2 separate regions of the Mus musculus genome follow, and region 1 is linked to region 2. A link is a loop called in an ENCODE intact Hi-C map of the cell type or tissue named here. Cell type or tissue: heart. All regions are shown on one strand.

Region 1 (8,000 bases), 210 kb before region 2:
CATTTGCAGTTCACTGTTGAAAAAAAAAACCAATAACCCCACAGCAAACACCCAGTTAACCACCCAAGTCTGTATTCTAATTTTATTTGATCACAGAAAACATTTTAAAGATAGAGTCTCTATATGCAGCTCAGGATGGCCTCAAATTCTTAACTCTTCTGTCCCTGCCTTTGGAACTCTGATGAAACTATTTTAACGACTAACATCTACTTCCATCTTGAGAAATAAACGTTTGGAAAAACTGTGAAAGTGCTAAGTGTGTTCCTGGTTCTTTTGGTTTGGGGTGGGGGTGGTGTGCGTATGTGTGCATGTGAGTGTACATGTGTGTGTTGCATTTGTGTTTGCATGTTCTCATGTATATGGTGTGCACATGTGTGTGCAAGAATGCACATCCACATGTGTGTGGTTGGAGGCTGGAGGCTGGAGGCTGAAACCTGGAGTCTTCCTCCACCACTCTTAATCATGATGCAGGGTCTCTCCATTGAACCCGGAGCTCAATGCTAGGTCCCCTCGGGTTAGCCAGTTCGCTCTGGCAATCCTCTGTGTCTGCCTTCCCAGGACTAGAATTACTGTCGAGCTGCCATGCATGCCTGGCATGTACATGGCTTCTGAGAATCCAAACTCCAGTGCTCATGCTGCCTCTGGGACCATGCCCAGCCTCCTTCCTGGTTCTCAGGAGTAAACTAACTGGGTAATTGTCACACAGGAAGAAGCTCACATTTCTCACTCTTAACTTTTCAAGTAAATGGGGATAAAAGGGTAATCGACATTCCCATTAACACCACAGTTCTCAACCTGTGGGTCGTGGCCCCTTCCAGGAGAAGATTGACCATCCCTTTCACAGGGGTCAGCTAAGACCATTGGAAGTATCAGATATCTACATTATGTATGATTCACAATAGTAACAACATTACAGTTATGAAGTAGCAATATATAATTTATGGTTGGGGGGGCCACCACAACATAAGGAACTGTATAAAAAGGTCACAGCATTAGGAAGGTTGAGAACCACTGCTTTAACAAACAAACAAACAAAAAAACAAAACAAAACAAAAAACCTTTTTTTAAAAAAAATATTTTATAAAAAAAAAAAAAAAAAATATTTTATTTATTTCTATTACGGCCAGAAGAGGGCACCAGATTCCCCTGGGACTGGAGTTACAAATGGTTCTAAGCCACCACATGGGTGCTGGGAATTGAACCAGGGATCATTTGGAAGAGCAGCCAGTAGGCTTAACTGCTGAGCCATCTTTCTAGTCCCTGGCCTTCCTTTTGAAGACAGTTAAAATAACTAAAAGGAACTTCTGCTTCATTGGACCTGCTTGCTGACATGTTCGTGACTCCTCTATTCCACACAACACTGCTAAAGGTAGACCATCACCAGAAAGAGTCTCCTTATGGTTCCTCCTGAGGTAAGACAGTCCACACCTCACAATTTCACTCTAGGTCCCTGTAAAGCGGGGCCTTCCTTCTGCAGGGTGTTTGAGAATGGGGCAAGTTTATGCGTGAAGGATGACTTGCTGAGCTTTGAAATGTTACATAGAAAAGATCTTACGTTGGGTGTTTCTCTCTGAACACAGTGTGACAAACATGGCTTGTAAAAAAAATCCTTAGCTGAGCCTGCCAAAGCTTCGAAGTTGTCTCTCAAGGGCCAGGGCAAAATGGCTAAAGCTTGGTGACAAGTCCAGTGTAGCCTGATTGTGCTGCCCTGCAACAGCTCATAGGTGATGGTTAAAATGTCTCCCAGCTCTGTGCCTAAGCTCACGGGAAACTGCAGCCATGCTTCCAAAAGGATCAAGCCAAAGCCAATGGTCTGCAGCCTGACAGTAGGTGTGAGGGGCTGGGTGGTGCAAGGACAGATGGAATCTGTGGTAGAATGTCTTCAAGAAGAGCCCCCTGTTGCTGCAAGCACGATTCAGAGTACACAGGCAGTTTGACTTAAGCCACCAAAAAAAAAAAAAAAAAAAAAAAGCGATTTTTATCTCTCAGATGCATTTTGGAATAATATTTTTTATAAACTTGGACATTCTCAGTTTTGTTAAAGATCTGGAAATGTTGCCCTCCTTCTTAGGTTGTCACAGGGAAGGAGGGAATTGAAGGCAGGGAGAGAGGAGAGTGGAGGAAGAGAAGAGGCAGAGAAAAGAGGGGGAGAAGAGATACAAGGGGGAAAGGGAAAAGAGGGAAGGGGAGGGGAGGGAAGAGAGGGGAGGGGAGAGGAGAGGCAGAAGTGAAATTCCCCTTCTCCCTCTCTTGATCTCCCCCTCCCCCACTTCATCCCTCAGTAGGCTGTCAGAAGGCCTGGCACATACACCCTGATTTTACTGGCCCTCACCCTGTGTTGGGGTGAGAGCCCAGTGCAGCTCCTCCTGCCCTTTTGCCTTGCAATGGTTACATTGTGGACGCCTCACAAGAACAGAACAGGCACCGAGTAGTCACTGTGGACAACAGGCACATTCCTGCAGCAGGGACTGGAAAGCCTGCCCTGGGCTAAATGTCTTGCAGAGAGAAGAGAATGCTTGCCATGTCAGGGAGACACTCACTGGAGGAGACTGATACCATCAAGCTCCCAATGGAAAGATGTCCCTGTTGCTGTCTGGACTGCAGTGATCTAGATATATGGCTAGTCCCCAAAGGAAGCCTGAACAGTACCAAGAGATAATGAGACCTTCAAGGGGTGGATCCTGCTGGGGCTGATGGAAAGAGACTAGGTCACATAGGTTACCCCGAAAACAACCCATAGGTTAGTGTCCCAGGACTGGACTGGTTGTTGTGTGAGCAGGTTGGTACAAAGCCTGTTATCAGTCAGTTCTTGATCTCACCCGTCTGCGCCCATCACTTGCCACTCTGAAGTGTTCCACTTTATAAGCAATCTGCCATGTTGAGATGGTGCTGTCGGGCCCTCACCAGAGGCTGAAACCATGGATCTATCCAATTTCCAACTTTCAGTCTCTAAAACTGTAAACTGAATCAAGCCCTTTTCTTAACAAAGCACACAGTCTCAAGTATTTTGTCACAGCAATACAAAATGGACTGACACTGACTGAATGTCAGCTCTGATTGTAGTCCTGGCTCAGAAGTTAAGACTTTGCTAGTGACAGATTCTACACCAGGTCCCTTTGCTGCCCATCAGCTCCACCTTTATCTTCTGTCTAGTCTCATCTAACTGATTTATGGTCTGAAGTAAGTCACTAGTGGAAGGCACAAGGAGAAGCTATTCATTATGGTACAGCCAGCAAGTCATGATCTGAAAACATGTTCTGAAGAGGTCAGGTTCCTTAGGAGGTAGAGCATCCTATGCCCCGAGAAGATGCTGAGGGAATCCTCACCCCCAACCCCAGGGTCAGTCAAGAGGTAGTCAGAGAGGAAGGGGCTGGACACAGAAGCCAGTATGGTGCTTTCTGCAGCAAGAAGCTGACAGGGCAGGTATTTGATAGTCTGAGTCACTGTGGTGCCTCTCCCCAGTTTCCTGTGCCCTTTGTCCTGGGTGATCAGGGAAGCTGGATAATGACCCCCAAGCTGACAGCCTGACAAAAGAGGTTGCTGGAATGTGGGCTCTGGGTTATTTGCTTTGGAGTGGAAAACTGGGCTCCTGGGGATGGACTTTGCTGTCTTTAGGAATTAGCTAGCCCTGGGATAGGCAGACCCTCCAGCAACAGCAAGGCCCCAGAGGTCAAAGTATCAGAACAGCAAATGAAAGCTACAATGACTACAGGAAGCATGGTGGGGACGAGGGACAGGAGCAGGGAGGAGTGCAGATGGACATGGGAAAACCGTCATAGAGAGAGCCAGCTCTTCCCTCTCACCCCTTCTCTACTGGGAGCCTCTGAGCATTGACGCTCCTGTACCCTCAGTCCCCCTTTCTCTGTGGCTTGTCTCTCACTACTTCTGTTCACCTCTTCCCATCTTCTCTGATGCCTGTCAGGCTGTCAGGTCTCCAAGCTCCTTGGGCTGAGCCCTGGATAACTTAGCTTCTTGGTCTTTACCTTTCCAGAACTAGCAATTCTGCCACACTCCATCCTTCTGATTAGCATATACAAACAGGCCTTTTACAGCATCCTCTACAGCAACAGAGACATACACAGCTGTACAATGGGTGTATTCAGCCATGAAAAAAAATGAACTTCTGGGTTTGGGCTTACATTTCAGGGAACTCAGTGATCTTATGCCCTTCTAAAATGCAGGGTCAGGGCAGAGCACTGAAGCTGGTCAGCCTGAGCTTTTGGGAAAAATTGCCTAAATACCTTCTGGGTCGAGCTGGACCCCAGTGAGTCATCTCTGGGCAATAATACCATGGGCAGAAGTTTCTGGAAACATCAAGAAGGCAGTTCCAACCACCTCACTTTACTTTGTATGACTAGAGAGCAGTGTGTGAACCATTTGTAAGATGACCAAGGAGGAGAGCGATTGCCAAGCAAGCTTCAGGGACTGGGGGACCTGTGTTCAATCTGCCTGCTAGAAGCCGGAAAGAGTATCCATCTCTACTTCATCCCTGCGGCCCCTCATGAGCAAGCAGAGCCTTCGGTCCAGAACTGCCAGCTTTGTTAACTGCAGGCTTGATTTAGTCCTCTGTAGCTCTGCTTTTAGTCCTCTGTAGCTCTGCTTTTAGGACGGAGGAGACTTGGCAAAGGTCTCTCCAATGCCAGCGTTCCCACTAGTGAATTAAAATGCTCAGGAAGAAAGGTGTGTGTGATTGTTTTCTCATTAAGAACTCCTTTCCTGTGAGATGCTCAAGCTACTCTGAGCAAACAGAAATATTTCCTTCTGTGAATATATATATATATATATATATATATATATATATATATATATATATATCCTATCCGAGAAATTACATCATAAGAATTGGTCTTTAAGATTTTGCCTTTTACATAGTTTTTCATCTTATTATAGCTGTGTGCGATATTGTATTTGAAATTTCCTAATAAAGCATGTGTTCAGACCCTGCTGTGAACAGCCCAGGCTTTAGTAGTTGTTACAAAGCTCAGGCAGCAAAGAGCAGACTTTTGTTCTATTTCTTGCTGAATATTTGTAAAAATGAATGAGTGACTAAGCTTTATATTACATCCACAACTGACACATCCCAAATTCATCAATTTTCTCTCTCTCTCCTCTCTATCTGGAAATAGCCCCCTTCCTTCCACCTCCCCCCCCACCAACTTCCTACTCACTTCCTCAGTTATTTCCTACTTCTCTGACCATCATGGATTCAAGCAACAGCCTCCCCTTTTCAAGGCAGACTATTTACTCTTGAGGAAGATTACTATAAAATAAATCTCCTTAAAATGTCACTTAAAAGCTGGGTACGACAGCACACTCCAGTGGCCCCAGCTGTGAGGTGGTAGAAGACAGAGGCTCAGGAGTTTATGGCCTGGCTTAGTTACAAGGCAAGTTCAAGTCCTATCTTGGCTATGATGAGGCACTGTCTCAGAAATCAACTAATAAACTAACAGATACTGTGAAAAACATGTGTTATAGTTCCCCTCCCTTCTCAACTTTACTTTTCACCATTTCAACTATCCATGGTCAGTTACAGATTGAAAACACAAACCAGGAAATTCCAGAAATAACTAATATGCCTTAAGTGGCACACCATTTAAAGGAGCACAATGGAATTTCATAGTCCCATTTAGTCCTGCCCAGCATACGATCCATCCCTTTGCCACGTGTATAAACTTGGTCTTGGTTCATAACCTGCACGCATATGTCACTTGGTAGCTATGTTGGTTATCAGATTAATGAATGTGGTATGGCAGTATGTTCAAGTGATCCTTACGTGTCTCGCTGTTCATCATAAAGCCAAGATCATTCGCCTCTTTAACTCATCCTGTAGGCATAGAAGCATCTCACATCGTCACAAGGTGAGTGAGTGCCCCAAAGGATATTGTAAGAGGCCTCATTCATATAATTTTTGTTAGAGCTGATATTATATTTATTATTAGTCACCATTTAACTGAGCCTAGCTTACAAATTAAAATTGGCACTATTGGTCTATATGTATAGAAAACACCCTACAGTCTACAGGGGTGTTATGGTTTGTATATGGAATATTCAAAAGACTCATATGTTAAAGGCTTGATGCCCAAATGTTGAAATGCAACTGGACTGTGAGAGTTCTATCTTGATCAGCAGATAAATCCATAGTTGGGTGCATACTCTGATAGCATATTGAGGTGGGAGAAACGTTAGCCACGGGGCTATTTGGAAAAAGCAGGCGTCTGGGAGAGTGTTCTTGTCTCTGCTTCCTGGCTGCAGTGATGTAAGCAGCTTGTTCTGCTACATGCTGTCATGGGGTTCTGCACCCCCATTAACCAGAAACAACATAGTCAGAAACAGTCCCGGCACCTCTGAAACTGTATAGTTCTGAAACACATAGTTCCTTCTCTCTGATTGTCTCTCTTAGGTATTTGTTACCAGATCAAAAGTTCTGACTGATACAGAGGGCTTGGTACTGTCTCATACAGCTTCACTGGGGTCTTAGAAACAACCCTGCCCCTATAAAACGGGGAACTGCTATAATGTCCCCAGAGTTATATCTTACCTCCCAACTATACGGTGAATTCCGAGAGGGTACATACTATTGCTTCTATTTTCTGTTTCTCTCAGAAGGCTGAAGAGAGCCACCTGGATGGTGAGGTAATGGCCATGAAAACTTGCTCTTGCCTTTCCAACCTTTATTGCTTACTTTCATTAACTATTCAGAGCTTGGGGTAGTGAGATGACTTAGTGGGTGAGGGCATTTAACATCAACTTGGTGACCTGAGTTTGATCCGTGGGACCTTCTATCACAGGGTGGGGGAGAGAACTGACACCCTCAAACTGTCCTCTGAGCTCCACATACATTCTGTGGCATGCACATGCAAACCCCAACCTGTAACTCCCTCAGTCAACCAATAATTAACAAATGTAATTTAAAAGTTAAGTGTCCTATGCTTTATTTGGTTCTAGTAATCTGAAACTATTGATTCTGGTTCCTTTTGGAGGTTCCTTTTGGTGGGAGGCCTGGAATATGTAGAACCTGTCCTGCAATGCAAAGAGCTTTCTTTAAAACGAGCAGATTAAAAATTCTTCCCCCGTGAACAACTTAAACATGTATACATCTATTTGGTATGGCTGTGTCATATTACCTCCCTGAGATGTAGCTTGAATTTCCATGTCCAATTTAACTGTAAACAAGCTTCCAGTGTAGCAAGAGCTGCAGAAGCAGTTGGGATCCAGGGAAGGTGAGTGGGATGCCAAATTACCTCTGGCTGTTTCTGATCCAGAAGTGCAATCGGGTTCTGCTAACCGTGCCAACTTAAAATATACCAGAGACGCTTGCTCTGGGTAAGGGTGAAAAGAGATTTTTGATCCATTGCCAGACTCAAAAGCAGCCCTGGGTGGTACTTACAACGTCAGCTACTTGAGCAGAGAGGCTCCTTTATGCCTGAGGAGGGGCCGCTACATCTCTGAGTTAGAACAGACTCAGCAAAGATCTATGAGCCCAGTGTGGGCAGCCTCTGTTTACCATGAAGCAGCTTAAAAATGAACAAACAAGAGCACACAAACGCCTGCTCTCCTGGCTTTCTGCTGTGGGCATAGGGCTGAGCATACTGATGTTAGGACCCTCTCCTCCACAAAGGCATCCACCCTGCATTGTCGAGGCACAGCATAGCCCTACCCACCAGCTAGCTGCTCATCAGAGACCTTTGCAGCCACAGAGGCTGCCTGGCTTGAGTTCTACGGGGTCCCTGATCTGGTGGGAGCTATATCCTAGAAAGAGAAGGGCAGCCTTAGGGAATCCCCATTCCTGAAAGTAAGCTTCCAATTTTGAGCAGAAAAGGTGGCTTAGGTTAAAGAGCCCCTTAGTAAAGTGCACTTCCACACCCACACCCCCTACACACAAACCCTTATCACTCCCTAAAGGCCCCATTACTTTCACACTAGGGCATTTGAGTTTTGAGGAGAGCCAGACACACAGCCCAAATCAGCACGCAAACTAAGAAATTCCACAAAAATATGTC
Region 2 (8,000 bases):
GGGCATAGGCAGGCTCAAAATCAGGGGTACCCCAGTACCCTGAGGGCTGGAAGCTTTGCCCCAGATCCTATATCGGCTGTCTCTTCCCCTGTGGTCTGCCTCCTTCCTCCTGCTTAAGTTGGAGGGAGTCCTGTAGCTGACATTACTTCTCGTTTCTCTCTCTTGCACTCTGTCTGTGTGCCCTCTAACAGGGAAGGGGGAGAATACAGCACCTCAAAAACATGATCACCTTCCACATTAAACTCAGCGATAGGGAGGAAATGATGTCTGCGCTCTTCCTCCAGACCCTGAGTCCTGGCTTCCCTGATACACTCCATGCTGTCTTCAGGCGGTGGCTTGGTATGTGGCCGGAGCCCCCGAACTGCTGACTAAACAGAACGGAAGTCAAGCAGGGGAAAATCCAAAAACAGCATAATTACAAGGGAACATTTTATGTTGAAAACATTGCTTGGCTGGAAAATTTGAAAGAGAAAAGCTTGAGCAAGTTCTCCGCAGTCCTGCCTCCAGAAACATAGTCTTACAAGGTTAGTTCTGTAATGGTCCGAAAGTGGAGGAGCGTTTCCCTCAGAGTGGCGGCTTTCCCTACTGAGGGGCCTCTCCAAAAGACAGCACCGGCTGACTCTAGGCAAAGGTCCCTGGAAAGAACTCAGTCCTCCACTGTACCTGCTGGGGAGTGAAGTTATCTATGTCCACACTCTACCTGTCAGGGCCATGCCAGAAGCCACAATGTGAACATCTAAACAGAACTGTTCCCTAGGCTGCACACGAATGAGGTTCTTCCTCTCCCACCTCACAGCGACACGAAGGCAAGTGAGCTTGAGTTAGACCATCCTTGCTCAACTTCACAAATCTGTAATGAGAACGATGCATGGTAACTAGAGCAGTCTAGATTCAAGCCTGGCAAAACAAAACAAAACAAAACAAAACAAAACAAAACAAAGCAAAGCAAAACAAAACAAAACACCCTTCTGGCCAGCGCAGAGACAGCCCGGAAACGAGGACAGCTCAGGAGACCTGTTTCCCACCGGTGGCTCCAGGTCTCCAACTTCAAGCTGCTCCCAATCTGTAACTGCTTTCTGCCCCAGTAATCTAAAGAAAGAAGGCAATATGCCTGGTATAAAGAGTTTCTCTGAGTCTAAACCGATGTCCTATGAGAGGCTTCTGTTTTTCAAGATTTTAATAGGCCCTCATCCACTAGAGACACCACCCAAAAGCAGAGAATCTGAATGGAAGGATCATATCTAGTGCACCCCTGTGTGCCAGCCTGAGTCCAGTTGGGGGAATGGCAGTCCAGATGGTGGTGGCACACATCTTTAATTCCAGCACTCCAGAGGCGGAGACGGAGGTGGGCAGACCTCTGAGTTTGAGGCCAGACTGGTCTACAGAGTGAGTTCTAGGAGTCAAAGCTACAGAGAGAAACCCTGTCTCAAAACAACAACAAAAGAATTAGGGAAATGGGACTGGAGAGAAGGCTCAGTGGTTTCGAGCACTTGCTGTTCCTGCAGAGGACTTGGGTTTAGTTCCCAGCATCCACATGGTAGTTCACAATCTCCAATTCCAGGGATCCAACCCCATCTTCCAGGTGGGAGCCCCAGGTATGTGTGTAGTGCACATACATAGACTCAGACAAAACACTCATACACATAAAAGTGAATCAATTAAAGAGTATTTTTTAAAGCAAGCTGTGAGAAGACCCTTTGAGAGGGGAAGCCCGGGCAGGGGTCCCCATGCTGCACCCCACCCCACCATTAGTGTGACGTTTTCTTGTTTTGGTTCTTTGAAATTACTGTGTAGTCTGAGCTGGCCTGGAGTTCATGGTAATCTCCCTGCCTCAGCTTTCCAAATGCTGCTATTACAGGTACAAGCTGCCATACTTGACTGGAAAAGGGTTTTGACAAGTCACCCAACCCGCATCTTTCCTGCCACCCTAATCTTTTCTTAGTATTGGCATACCGACACCTGCTTCCTTTTGACCGTTCAATGTGTGCACGCCATCATACTTCCATTTTTGTTAGCCCTTCTCACTGCCTTTCCCATCCTAGCCATTCCCATCTTTCTGGTCCCTTCTGCTCTCATGACACATAGGTTTCATGACTTCCCCTTGTCTCCCACTCCCTTTTCTTAAATCTCTTTCTCCTCCTCCTCATAGCGCCTTTTCTTCCTTCATGTCATATATACTTATATAAATACAAACACATATGCATGCATCATATGCATAAACATCCACCATATACACACACATACATATCTATGGGTGCTGGGAACCAAACTTGAGTCCTCTGGACAAACACTCCTTTTGTTGTTGTTGTTGTTTGCTGTTGTTGTTGTTGATGATGATATATGGGTGTTTTGCCTACATGTTTGTGAGCTACTTGTGTGCCTGGTGCCCACAGAGGCCAGAAGGGGCCTCTGGAACTTGACTTACAGACAGTTCTGGGCTGCTATGTGGGTGCTGGGAACGGAATGTGGATCCTCTTGGAAGAGCATCAGTGCTCCCAAGCACTGAGCCATCTCTGCAGTTTGCCCCGGTTTTACTCTTGTCCATGTGGATATCCAGTTTACTCCGCATGGCACACATCTCTGCTCTCCAGTGGTCTCTCTTGGCAAGATTAGGTGCCCAGAGGCGTGTGTGCTTGTGTCCATTGCTCGGCATATCTTCGTGTCCAAATCACATTACAAATAGAGATGAAGTGACAAGGCACAGACAGCACCCTGCACAGTGCTGCGACTCGGTGAGCATTCCAGAAGCTACAACAGGAAGGAGTTCGCCATGGTTCCGGCTACAGTTTTCTGTGTTCCGGTCTTCACTCCCTGCTTCCCGGCTCATTCCTGCATGGGGTATTTACTAAACACGCTCTCCTGATTCTCCCTCACACTGATTCTTCTCCTGTCTGGTAAAATTATGTCCCACCCTTTATCCGCTGCTCTGTCTTTGCTTTGCGTGGGAGAAGTGGCAGTCCCAAGGTGTTCTGGGTCAACTCAGTCCCAGTGTCCTATGATGCCACGGGACCACGGAAAGCGGCCAGCAGACCAGTGTGTAGCATGTAGCTTGATGCAGACTTACTGTCAGAAGCTCGTCCTGGGTGGCATCAAGACCAGACCATCCTCGGCAAATGAGCACAGAAATGTCAGCATGAAGAAGGGTCAGGACACAAGGAACCACGTTAACTGGAATCCCAGGTTTATCTGAAGCTGACTCCGAACCCTCTTCTGCTAGGGGCAGCAACGCGCTCCACTTACAGTTTTATCCTTTATAATCTGCTGAGGAAGTAATGGGGGAAATTCAGCAAGCACGCTTGGGAGTGGGCACGGCAGTTAAGGCTAAGATGGCCACTGGGGTTTTTGTTTGAGGGGTTTGTTTTTACTTTTTTGTTTTTGGCTTTTTTCATCGATTATTACAAATACAATATGGTTAGAACTCCATTTTTCCCATGCAGAGACAGAAATTTACTTAGTTTGTTGCGCACTTATTTAGTTCCCCTTCTTTAGGCCAGGATATTTAGAGACATAAAAATATCTTGGCCTAAAACTTTCTGGAATTCACCCAAGATAAATTGTTAGATATAAGCAAAGTAACTCATATTTTATGTCCTCTGATGCTATTGCCAAAGTACTTAGTAACAAGCAAGCTTCCTTGTTACTAGATATCCACCTTCCCAGCTCCTCATTAGCAAGAATGTAGCAAAAAACAAACCCCAAACCACCATTAGCACAGCACCAGTACACAAGAAAAAAAAATTTAAATTTAGTTTTAAAAAATTGTGTATATCAGTTTCTTGACCAGGGGAGTCCTCCCAGCCTGGCTGCTGTGCTCCCTGAAGACTCCTCCCTACAAGCCTGCACAGCTCCTTCAAATTCCAGCCCCAACTCTCTTGTTCTCCCTGCCTCACTCACTCTGTTTCCAACTGTCTTGACGGAATGGGCTTGGTATCACCCAAAGAAGAAACCCCTTTAGAGAACGGAGGCCTGGATGAAGCTGGCGAGCGGCCCCAAGCTGTACAACAGGGTTGCTTCATTTCTTGATTGAGACAAAACACAAATCCCCTTTGTTAGGTTCATTTGACATTTATTTATTTGTTGCATGGCACAGTGTGTGTGGAAGCCAAAGATTCATGAGTTGGTTCTCGCCTTCTACCATTTGAATTTTGAGGATGAAAATCAGGTCTTCCAGCTTGGTGGCTCACACCTTGCGAATGGAAGCCATCTTGCTGTCTGTAGTATTTCTTTCATATTCAAATGCATGGATTTTTTTTTGTTTTGTTTTAGGAAAGAAATGGTAGGAATGTAAATGTGTGCTGTGTGTGTGTGTGTGTGTGTGTGTGTGCGCGCGCGCGCGCGCGTGCGCGTGTACCTGTAGATACACAGATGGGGAAGGCGTAATTTCCCTTAGGAAAGGAGCAGGAAACTGACTAGGAGTGGTTGATCCTGATACCCAATACATGACAGAAAGGCCTGAGGCGCCTTCTCAATGACAAGGCCAGTGTCTGCATCAGTGACTTTTTATATTTCTCTGGGAAATCTACAGTATTGAGTTATAGTTCCCAAGACAGAAAAACAAACCATAAAGAGGAGACAAGATTAGTCTCAACAATGATGAACTGAGCTCTGGAATCCAAGATTTAGTCAAACAAAAATCAATGTATGAGCAATAAACAGTGAAAGCATATGAAGGAAAAAAAAACATGTTTATAATAATGATATGAACGATAGTAATGAAAAACTGCAAGGCATCCAAGAGTAGTTCAATTACAATGTGTATCAATATCTGTTTAGAGAAAATTATAATTATTACTGAACTCAAGCGTGAGCGATATTAAGATTCCATTCAAGCACATAACTATATTCTCTGGAGTTTTCTATATGCTTAAAGTTTGAGTTAGGATATAAAATGAAAATGAATTTAATTTGCCTTTCTAGTTATCCATGGTATCCGTGCTGTTATTATATCTGATAAGTGGTAAATGTGCCTTTACTTACCATGTTCTATCATCAACTGTTGTCCGATCAAGTGTTCCCTGGAGCCAAGGTTGCAGAAAGTGTGGCACCCAGGTAAACGAGCCATGCTGCAACAGCGACACCTAGTGGTCACAATAGTGACATTCCACCTCCTTGCCCCAGCCATAACTGTAGAGGCTAGGAGAAATGGTCTTTTCATATGATCTTTTTGAATTGTAAGTTTTCTAATACATATGTAGTAGTTTCTCGTTAACATTTTGTCAGGAACTAAGAATATTGAGCATCTTTTCAAATGCATGGCCACACACAGAGTTTTACCTTTTTGTTTTGTTTACTACGATGGGCGGGAACTGCATGCCACCACCTGCTTGCGGAGATGGAAAGACAATTTTAAGGAGTCAATATCTCCTTCCACTTTTATGTGTGTTCCGGGTACTGAACTCAGGTCACCCGGCTTCCACGGCAAGGGCCTTTTACCTGATGAGCAATCCCACCAGCTTCATATCTTTTTAAAAGCTTTTTGTTATTGTGTATATATGTGTGCCTGTGTGGGTTTACACATCACAGGGCATTGGAAACCCAGAACCTTGAGTTATAGGCAGATGTGGGTCACCTGACAGTGCGGGGACTGAACTCCGGTGCCTTGCAAGAGCAGCAAGGGCTCCTAACCACTGAGCGATCTCCCTTCAGTATTTTCTTAAATAAAGCTATGTATCCATGTTTTCATTAGTTTAGTGGTTGGTTTCTAGGGGTTCTCGGTGTATTCTGTACATGTGTCCTCTTACGAATACAGAGGATAAAAAATTTTCCCATTTGTGGCTTGACTTGTTCTCTCCACACTGCCTTCCAGAGAGCAGGTCAGGTTACCACATTTTGTGTGCTAGATCATGCTGTTGGTACTGTGACTTAAAGTCTTTAACTCATGGTCTCATCTTGGGCCATTCTTTCTGTTTAAATGATGCCATTTTAGTATAATATTAAATTGTTGCTATGGTACAGGCTGTAGCTGTACCTTCATCATTTGAGCACAATATTGCTTTTTTTAGATCTCATTTTTTATTAAACTAATAAAATTTATTTTAAAATATACAACTCAGTATTGACATTTTAAGTCATCAAAATAATTTATAATAGTTAAATACCTCTTAAATATAAATGATATCTTCTGAAGCTAAAAGTAGTATGCACTCAACGAGTTTTTAAAATCTATTTGGAATATAAAACATGATAGTAGAAAAAAATCTCTTATGAAGTCCTCTAAGGAAGGAAATTTTGGAGCCAGTCCCACAACACCCAGAGGAAGCTCCATTCCCAGAATCATAGGATCAGAGGTGAGGAGAACACAACATCTGCCCAACACCAGGAGTAACTGGGAGCAGCAGGACTCAGGCGCCCAGGAACTCCACCCCACCAGAGACACAGATCCTTCCAGTCTGGGCTGGTGCCCTCAGCAGACCTTAAGTGCAAACTCTGAAGCCAGTCCCACAACAACCAGAGGAAGCTCCACTCCCAGGCACTCTAACACACCCAGGTCCACAGAATGACAGGATCATGGGATTCCAGGAGCTTGGTCCCACCAAGATCTCAGGGTCCTAGAGGCAGCTTTACTCCCAGGAGCTCTGACAAGCCCAGGATCTCAGGATCACAGGATCCCAGACTCACAGGATCACAGAGACAGCTGAACTCTGAGGAGTTCTGACACAACCAGGATCACAGGCAGGACAGGTTCCAGTCAGATATAGCCACGGCAGGTAGCACTAGAGATAGCCAGATGGTGAGGCAAGCGTAAGAACATAAGCAACAGAAACCAAGGTTACTTGGCATCATCAGAATACAATTCCCTCACGATAGCAAGTCCTGGATACACCATCACACCGGAAAAGCAAGATTCTAATTGAAAATCACTTCTCATGGTGGTGATAGAGGACTTAAAGAGGGACATAAATAACTCCCTTAAAGAAATGCAGGAGAACACACGTAAACACCTAGAAGCCCTTAAAGAGGAAACACAAAAAATTCCTTAAAGAATTACAGGAAAACACAATCAAACAAACAGGTGAAGTAAATGAACAAAACCATCCAAGATCTAAAATGGAAATAGAAACAATAAAGAAATCACAAAGGGAGACAACTCTGGAGATAGAAAACCTAGGAAAGAGATCAGAAGTCATAGACAGAACAAACACCAACAGAATACAAAAGATAGAAGAGAGAAACTCAGGTGCAGAAGATACCATAGGAAACATTAACACTACAGGAAAAGAATATGCAAAAAGCTCCTAACCCAAAACATCCACAAAATCCAGGACACAATGAGAAGAAACCTAAGGATAATAGGTATAGAAGAGAGTGAAGATTCCCAACTCAAAGGACAGGTAAATATCTTCAACAAAATTATAGAAGAAAACTTCCCTCACCTAAAGAAAGAGATGTCCATGAACATACAAGCAGCCTACAGAACTCCAAATAGTTTGGGCCAGAAAAGAAATTCCTTCCATCACATAACAGTCAAAACATCAAATGCACAAAACAAAGAAAGAATATTAAAAGCAATAAGGGAATAAGGTCAAGTAACATATAAAGGCAGGCCTATCAGAATTACACCAGACTTCTCATCAGAGACTGTGAAAGCTAGAAGATCCTGGGCAGATGTTATACAGACCCTAAGAAAACACAAATGCCAGCCCAGACTACTACTATATCTAGCAAAATTCTCAATTACCATAAACAGAGAAACCAAGATATTCTATGACAAAAACAAATTTACATAATATCTTTCCACAAATCCAGCCCTACAAAGGATAATAGGTGGAAAACACCAATACAAGGAGGGAAACTGCGCCCTAGAACAAGCAAGAAAGTAATATTTCAACAACCCCAAAAGAAGATAGCCACACAAACAAAATTCCACCTCTAACACAAAAATAACATGAGGTAACAATCGATTTTCTTTAATATCTTTTAACATCAATGGATCCAATTCCCCAATAAAAAGACATAGACTAACCGACTGGATATACAAACAGGACCCAGCATTATACTGC

What was found. Hi-C counts contacts between places; a loop is a spot of excess contacts. Peaks named below come from ENCODE experiments on the same cell type or tissue, not always from the same donor. Only the 100,000 strongest peaks of a DNase experiment are listed, where the experiment ranks them.
Region 1: a loop joins it to region 2, with 2.5 times the contacts of the local background. A loop is called at or near these places in 3 of 42 quality-filtered maps.

What each region holds. Positions count from the first base shown.
Region 1 is chr10:8,091,698-8,099,697 of GRCm38, reverse strand. No RefSeq gene overlaps it. Among named protein-coding and RNA genes, the nearest start is that of Gm30906, 80 kb to the left of the region's middle. In heart, no CTCF peak of the experiment used is centred here; no DNase peak of the experiment used is centred here; H3K27ac peaks cover 1,716 bases.
Region 2 is chr10:7,880,793-7,888,792 of GRCm38, reverse strand. No RefSeq gene overlaps it. Among named protein-coding and RNA genes, the nearest start is that of Gm24726, 36 kb to the right of the region's middle. In heart, no CTCF peak of the experiment used is centred here; no DNase peak of the experiment used is centred here.